Linked DNA regions of Homo sapiens: region 2 is linked to region 1. Evidence: read pairs that join two places in POLR2A ChIA-PET (ENCODE). Cell type or tissue: CD4-positive, alpha-beta T cell. All regions are shown on one strand. Region 1 overlaps GGCX (gamma-glutamyl carboxylase). Region 2 overlaps CAPG (capping actin protein, gelsolin like).

Region 1 (4,000 bases):
ATTGAACCCAGGGCAGTCACTATGAAGTAGGCATAAATGGGGATAAGAGGACTGGGGCTTCTGGGCTCAGTTAGTATGTTGTACAGTAGGGAATCTCCAGGAAGAACAAATATCTTACAGTTAAGAACTACTTTGTGGCCGGGCTTGGTGGCTCAGGTTTGTAATCCTAGCACTTTGGGAGGCCGAGGTGGGTGGATCACCTGAGGTCAGGAGTTCGAGACCGGCCTGACCAACATGGTGAAACCCCGTCTCTACTAAAAATACAAAAACTTAGCTGAGCATGGTGGCGCATGCCTGTAATTCCAGCTACTTGGGAGGCTGAGGCAAGAGAATCGCTTGAACCCAGGAGGCAGAGGTTGCAGTGAGCTGAGATCACGCCACTGCACTCCAGCCTGGGCGACAGAGAAAGACTGTCTCAAAAAAAAAAGAAGAACTACTTTCCTTTTCAGTGGAACACCTGGGAGAAGTCTCCTAAGGGAACGGGGTTGAAGAGGCCCAGCCAAACTCCTGAAATATGTATTTTCTCCCTGCTTTCCTAGGTATGTTCTCCTACGTCATGCTGGCCAGCAGCCCTCTCTTCTGCTCCCCTGAGTGGCCTCGGAAGCTGGTGTCCTACTGCCCCCGAAGGTTGCAACAACTGTTGCCCCTCAAGGCAGCCCCTCAGCCCAGTGTTTCCTGTGTGTATAAGAGGAGCCGGGGCAAAAGTGGCCAGAAGCCAGGGCTGCGCCATCAGCTGGGAGCTGCCTTCACCCTGCTCTACCTCCTGGAGCAGCTATTCCTGCCCTATTCTCATTTTCTCACCCAGGTTTGTAGGGGCTGTGGAGTGTACAGCAAAGGCTGGACTTAGAAAGGAACGGATGACAATAGTTGGGAAAGAATGGGGCTGGTTTTGCAGCCCCTTCTTGGTAGGGGATGGGGTCAGTGTGAGAAGCATTGAGCTGATTCCCCTCTGTGCTGCCTTCCCAGGGCTATAACAACTGGACAAATGGGCTGTATGGCTATTCCTGGGACATGATGGTGCACTCCCGCTCCCACCAGCACGTGAAGATCACCTACCGTGATGGCCGCACTGGCGAACTGGGCTACCTTAACCCTGGGGTGAGATGTCTGATGCTGACAATTTACTGTTCTTCAGAGCCCCCTTGTGCTTTGGGGTCTGGTTTTGTCTTACACACACCATAAAGCAAAACAAATTTGAGTCTGCTTTGCCTTTTCTCAAGAGCCAGATTGAACTATCTTTTATGTGGGTTGAGATAGGGCAATGCATTCATTTCCTTGAACTGAGATTAGATTCAGGAAAAGTAAGCACCACTAGCCCAACAATGAAAAATTCATTCCCAAAGGCAAGTTCCATTTTTTTCTAGCCAGAATGGGCAGCAGGCAGGGATCTCGTTGTGCCATTGGCAGTGCATGACATGTCTTGGAAGTTGATAATGATGAGGTGGGACTAATATGGGGGTTTGGGGCAGGTATTTACACAGAGTCGGCGATGGAAGGATCATGCAGACATGCTGAAGCAATATGCCACTTGCCTGAGCCGCCTGCTTCCCAAGTATAATGTCACTGAGCCCCAGATCTACTTTGATATTTGGGTCTCCATCAATGACCGCTTCCAGCAGAGGTGGGCAAGGGGAGCAGAGAGTGGGAAAAAATGAAGCACAGTTCTTTTTACCAAGATGAACAGCCCTTGCTTCCTGGTATTGTCTTGCTTAAAAAGCTGTCCTTCCTCTAGTGCATGTCCCCCTTGATCTGGTTGTGGGCATAGCTGGTTGCTTCCAGCAGGGGGCACCATCATCCAGGAGAAAAGTGAGTTGACTTGTTCTTTTAGACACTGTTGACATAATACCTTCTCAGGTAGCTACTAACCCCCATTATACCCAGTGCTCCAGATCTCTTCTGCCTTCTTTCTCTGCCCTGGACTGGCAATAACATGCTGACACAGGCCATTTCTTCTTCTATTCCCTGTCCTTAGGAATGATGATGAAAGGGAGAGAACTGGAAGTTCTGGTGGGTGGGTGGCTGTGATGTCCTTAGAACATGGTTTTCTTTCCTAAGGATTTTTGACCCTCGTGTGGACATCGTGCAGGCCGCTTGGTCACCCTTTCAGCGCACATCCTGGGTGCAACCACTCTTGATGGACCTGTCTCCCTGGAGGGCCAAGTTACAGGAAATCAAGAGCAGCCTAGACAACCACACTGAGGTGGTCTTCATTGCAGATTTCCCTGGTATGGAGGAAAGTGAGGAGAGGCTTTTCTGTCTTTCCTTCTGGCTTCCTTGGCCAGGGACATTCCATGTGGTGGGAGGGGAGAGGGAATGTTTTTGAAACCTAAGGGGATGATGGTGGTAAAGGTGTGATGTCTCTGTTCTGGCTGGGAGTGAGTTCACTCTGCCATGGGGTGGGATGATGAACTCTGTTGGTCTGGCAGGACTGCACTTGGAGAATTTTGTGAGTGAAGACCTGGGCAACACTAGCATCCAGCTGCTGCAGGGGGAAGTGACTGTGGAGCTTGTGGCAGAACAGAAGAACCAGACTCTTCGAGAGGGAGAAAAAATGCAGGTATTTTGCTGGGATTAACAACAGCAGAAAGAACTGAGTGCAGTAGCTCACACCAGTAATCCCAGCTTCTTAGGAGGCTGAGGTGGGAAGCCAGGAATTCACAGTGAGCCTGAGCAACAGAGTGAGACCCCATCTCTAACAATTTAAAAAACAATGGCAGAAAGCTTAGATGAGCAAGATTCACTTATTATAGACTGAAAATATTTTACCATAGCAGTAATGCAGTGGAGCTCAAAAAACAAGGGCCCCTGGGACTGTGAAGAGCCTCATCCAGGATTCTAGAGGTCCGTTACTTTCGATTCCAAAACACAATTGAGTAGAAAGAAGCCAAGAGTCATAGAGTAGGGAGGCCATAAGCTGGCTAGAGAAAAGCTGATGAAATTTATCCATTTCTTCTCCCTTGTCAGTTGCCTGCTGGTGAGTACCATAAGGTGTATACGACATCACCTAGCCCTTCTTGCTACATGTACGTCTATGTCAACACTACAGAGCTTGCACTGGAGCAAGACCTGGCATATCTGCAAGAATTAAAGGAAAAGGTGGAGAATGGAAGTGGTGAGTGTATGAACATTTGGGCTGAGATAGCCTCTGGTTTCAAGAAGTCAGGGTTATGAATGATGTTCTAGCCATTCAAGAATGAACTTGAAGTCTCTAGCTGGCAGAAGAGGAGTTCTAAGGGGAGAGAGTGATCCATCTCAGTGATTCCTCTTTTTTCTGTCTTCCGGGCAGAAACAGGGCCTCTACCCCCAGAGCTGCAGCCTCTGTTGGAAGGGGAAGTAAAAGGGGGCCCTGAGCCAACACCTCTGGTTCAGACCTTTCTTAGACGCCAACAAAGGCTCCAGGAGATTGAACGCCGGCGAAATACTCCTTTCCATGAGCGATTCTTCCGCTTCTTGTTGCGAAAGCTCTATGTCTTTCGCCGCAGGTAAGTTCACAACAATATTTGTCATTGCCATCATATGTTGGCAAGCTTGGTAACTTTCCCCTGGGGAGAGTAACTCTAGAGACTGTCATACAGGAAAGGACAGTTTAGCTCTAGGTATCTTTTCCTGCCATTCTTCTTGATTTACTGGAAGAATAAGTGGCCTATATCTGATGGCCTGCTTTCTTGTTCTGCCTCAGCTTATCTCCAGCCTCTCTGTGGGCTGTTCCTACCCTATCCTGGAATCCTCTACCAGACTGTATAAAGAGTGGTGTACCCTTCCAGCTGGGAGATGGAGGGTCACTTGGGGGGAGATTCCCATATATGCCTGTGTGGGAGGAGTGAGGACCAGGTGCCTTCTAAGGGCTTTAGCTGAAATTCTTCTGGTGAAACAGGAGTTTGAACTTGGTCGGCTTTTTCCTGTTTTTCAGCTTCCTGATGACTTGTATCTCACTTCGAAATCTGATATTAGGCCGTCCTTCCCTGGAGCAGCTGGCCCAGGAGGTGACTTATGCAAACTT
Region 2 (4,000 bases), 150 kb after region 1:
GACATCCAGGCTCCACCTAGAGAGTCTGGTTTTAATGAGTCCAATATGGAAGCTAGTCACTGGGGTTTTTCTTTCTTATTTTTCTGTAAATTACTTTTTTTTTTTTTTTTTTTTGAGACAGAGTCTCACTCTGTCACCCAGGCTGGAGTGCAGTGGTGTGATCTCGGCTTACTGCAACCTCCACCTCCCAGGTTCAAGCAATTCTTGTGCTGCAGCCTCCCAAGTAGCTAGGATGACAGGTGTGCGCCACCACGCCCAGCTAATTTTTGTATATTTTGTAGAGACAGGATTTCACCATGTTGCCCAGGCTGGTCTTGAACTCCTAAGCTCAAGCATTCCACCTACCTCAGTCTCCCAGTGTGCTGGGATTACAGGCATGAGCCACCATGCCTGGCTGGCACTGGGGTTTTTCAAAAGCCCCCAAATGATTCTAATGTGCAGGTGAGCATTTGACACTGTTCTGGACAGAATTCACTGGCACTACTACCATCACTTTGAACATATGTTCAAAATATGGGTGATCAAGCCCCATTCCAGACCTGTGGAATCAGAATCCCCAGACCAGGGGCTTGGGCACTGTTAAAGAAAAAAAATATGGCCCAGGCGCAGTGCCTCACGCCTGTAATCCTAGCACTTTGGGAAGCCAAGGTGGGCAATCACTGGAGGTCAGGAGTTCAAGACCAGCCTGACTGACATGGTGAAACCTCACCTCTACTAAAAGTACAAAAAATTAGCCAGATGTGGTGGTGCACGCCTCTAATCCCACTACACAGGAGGCTGAGGCAGGAGAATTGCTTCAACTCAGGAGGCAGAGGTTGCAATGAGCTGAGACTGTGCCACTGCGCTCCAGCCTGGGCAGCAGAGTGAAACTCTGTCTCAAAAAAAAAAAAAAGAAAATTACTAAGAGGAAACATCAAGGGTAAAGAGATTCTGGCTAGACTGAGCTAACAGGATTCCTTTTTTTTTTTGAGACGGAGTTTCGCTCTTGTTGCCCAGGTTGGAGTGCAATGGCATGATCTCAGCTCACTGCAACCTCTGCCTTCCGGGTTCAAGTGATTCTCCTGCCTCAGCCTCCCGAATAGCTGGGATTACAGGCATGAGCCACGAAGCCCAGCTAATTTTGTATTTTTAGTAGAGATGGGGTTTCTCCATGTTGGTCAGGCTGGTCTCGAACTCCCGACCTCAGGTGATCTGCCCGCCTTGGCCTCCCAAAGTGCTGGGATTACAGGCATGAGCCACTGTGCCCGGCCCCTAACAGGATTCTTGCTGAATACAGGCCAGAGTGATCAGACATCACTGGGGCGGCGGGGGCAGGGTGTTGAGGAACCCAATCAGATATCCACGATTATCAGATCGACCAGATATCAAGGGTAGGGGGTTCTAGGTAAATGGCCTTAGCAGGGTTCTTTTGCTAAAACCGGATTTTACAAGCACACAGATGGGCCTACGGGGTGGTTCAGAAGCCTAGTTAAAGTTTGGCCAAGCAAAGAATCTTTGTCAGTACCGACATTTTAATAAGGTCCCAAGGTCATTCTAATGAGCAGCCAAACTCCTTTCTTTTCTTTTTTTTTTTTTGAAACCGAGTCTCACTCCATTGCCCAGGCTGGAGTGCAGTGGCATGGATCTTGGCTCACTGCAACCTCCGCCTCCCAGGTTCAAGTGATTTCCGGATAATTTTTGTGCTTTTAGTAGAGACGGGGTTTCACCATGTTGGCCAGGCTGGTTTCGAACTCCTGACCTCAAGTGAACTGCTCACCACGGCCTCCCAAAGTGCTAGGATTACAGGCGTGAGCCACCGCACCCGGCCTGCCAAACCCCTTTCATCCAAACCCTGATGTGGCTCTCTGGCATGTAGGCTGCCTGATTTTGAGTTAAACACAGAATGAAAAATAGTAAAGGTGACAATTGGCGCACTCCGTGTCTCATTCTTGAGCGCTCCCTGATGGCTTGAGCTTGGGGCAGCCACTTCACCAGCTCAGGCCTGAGTCACAGGCTGGGCTGCCTGTTGCAGGGGATGTGGGCACAGCATGTGATCCTCTGTGGGATGGAGAAACGTTAAAGTTTCCCTCCGCAAACCTCTGCTCTCTGCATGTCCTCTTCCGGAATCGTGGTGCCAAAATATGCCTTCCACTATTTTGTAGGTTGGGAAAGGAAAAGGAAAGTCATAATTCACACAGCATTTCACATCCATTATCACTGCCCTTGACCTGTCCCTCTTTGTTTCCTACTCAGACTTAATACCTTCTGCTCTGTCATCTGCCTTCCCCCTACCCCTGACTTCCCTGGCCCCTGCGAAATATTGCACTTCCTGATCCTGCTGCCCCAGCCCCCAAGAATCTCCTAATGGTGCCAGCTTGCATTTTTACCCTCCAATTCCCCAAGCCCTTACCCTGTGCCACTGGGGCTCATCTTACACAAACTCTGTCCAAATGGATGCACAGCATGAATTGTATTATGTACGAAGTGCATGCTGGCTCTGTGATCTCTGCATTTTGAGCCAAAAAAAGAAATCCTCTAGTGATGGGAACCTATGAAAGCGACAGTGAGTGGAGCCGTAGCTGTTGCATTTTCTGAATTTTTTAAAAAGATAATATCTTTTTAAAAAATACTTGCGTTTAGCATTTTTTCCCTTGAATGACTTTTGTCCAGAAAAAGTGTTCATCATTCTGGCATTTGAGGGAAGCTGGGCATACAGAATTGATAGCTGATGCCTGGGAGTGGGTGAAATTTCTCAGGGAGGGAGTTTAGAATTAGAGCAGCCATTAAATATAATGTTAGGTGAAGGGTTTTTGTTTGTTTGTTGTATTTTAATAGATGCCTTTTTAACAGGTTAAGGAAATTTCTTTCTATTCCTAGTTTGTGGGTAAAAAAAAAATTTTTTTTTTTTTTTTGAGAGGGGGTTTTACTCTGTCATCCAGGTTGCAGTTCAGTGGCATGATCTTGGCTTACTGCAGCCTCTATCTCCTGGGCTCAAGCGATACTCACTCCTCAGCCTCCTGAGTAGCTGGGATCTGGAATTACAGGCTTGCACTACCACATTTGGCTGATTTTTATTTATTTTATTTTATTTTATTTTTTTGAGACAGAGTCTTGCTCTGTCACCCAGGCTGGAGTGCAGTGGCACAATCTCAGCTCACTGCAACCTCTGCCTCCTGGGTTCAAGCAATTCTCCTGCCTCAGCCTCCCAAGTAGCTGGGATTACAGACGCATGCCACCATGCCCAGCTAATTTTTGTATTTTAGTAGAGACAGGGTTTCACCATGTTGGCCAGGCTGGTCTCGAACTCCTGACCTCGTGATCCACCCACCTCGGCCTCCCAAAGTGCTGGAATTACAGGTGTGAGCCACTGCACCTGGCCTTGGCTGATTTTTAAAATTTTTGTAGGGTTGTGGTCTCCTTATATTGCCCAGGCTTGAAAAAATTTTAAACTAGGAATGAATGTAGAATTTTGCTAAATGCTGTTTCTGCATCTATTGAGGTGATTACACATACATGTTTGTTAATAGGGTGTATAGCATTGATTTTCAAATTTTGGCCTGTTTTTTTTTTTTTTGCGTTGTGAGCGGCTTTATTTATTTATTTTAAATTTATAATTGACAGATAATAATTGCACATACTTAGCAGGAGCAGTGTGATGTTTCATTGTACATATGCAATGTATGTGTATATATTGTATAATGATCAAATCAAGGTAATTAGCATATCCATCACTTTAAACATTTATCATTTCTTTGTGATGATAACATTCAAATCCTCTCTTCTGGCTATCTTGAAATATACACTGCATTATTATTAGCTATCATCACCCTGATTTTCAGATATTAAACCAACCTTGCATTCCTGGGATAAACCTCATTTGGTCATCATGGTTTATTTTTTATATATTATTTGATTTCATTTGCTAAAATTTTGTTAATTTTTTTTTTTTTTTTTTTTTTTTGAGATGGAGTCTCACTCTGTCACCCAGGCTGGAGTACAATGGCATGGGCTTAGCTCACTG

Evidence for each region. ChIA-PET counts read pairs that join two places held together with the same protein. Peaks named below come from ENCODE experiments on the same cell type or tissue, not always from the same donor. Only the 100,000 strongest peaks of a DNase experiment are listed, where the experiment ranks them.
Region 2: POLR2A ChIA-PET joins it to region 1 with 5 read pairs; 31 of 35 experiments call an interaction of 5 or more read pairs at or near these places.

Annotation. Positions count from the first base shown.
Region 1 is chr2:85,550,037-85,554,036 of GRCh38, reverse strand. GGCX (gamma-glutamyl carboxylase) reads left to right here. Exons shown (of 15, transcript NM_000821.7): 8 at 540-805; 9 at 967-1,098; 10 at 1,470-1,621; 11 at 2,056-2,225; 12 at 2,427-2,557; 13 at 2,965-3,112; 14 at 3,287-3,482; 15 at 3,911-4,000. Among named protein-coding and RNA genes, the nearest start is that of GGCX, 9.5 kb to the left of the region's middle. In CD4-positive, alpha-beta T cell, CTCF peaks have their summits at 1,564 and 1,769 (motif pointing right); a DNase peak (open chromatin) is centred at 1,786.
Region 2 is chr2:85,403,827-85,407,826 of GRCh38, reverse strand. All of the region lies in intron 1 of CAPG (capping actin protein, gelsolin like), which reads left to right. Among named protein-coding and RNA genes, the nearest start is that of CAPG, 4.5 kb to the left of the region's middle. RefSeq lists an enhancer at 1,966-2,015. In CD4-positive, alpha-beta T cell, no CTCF peak of the experiment used is centred here; a DNase peak (open chromatin) is centred at 1,996; H3K4me3 peaks cover 543 bases; H3K27ac peaks cover 924 bases.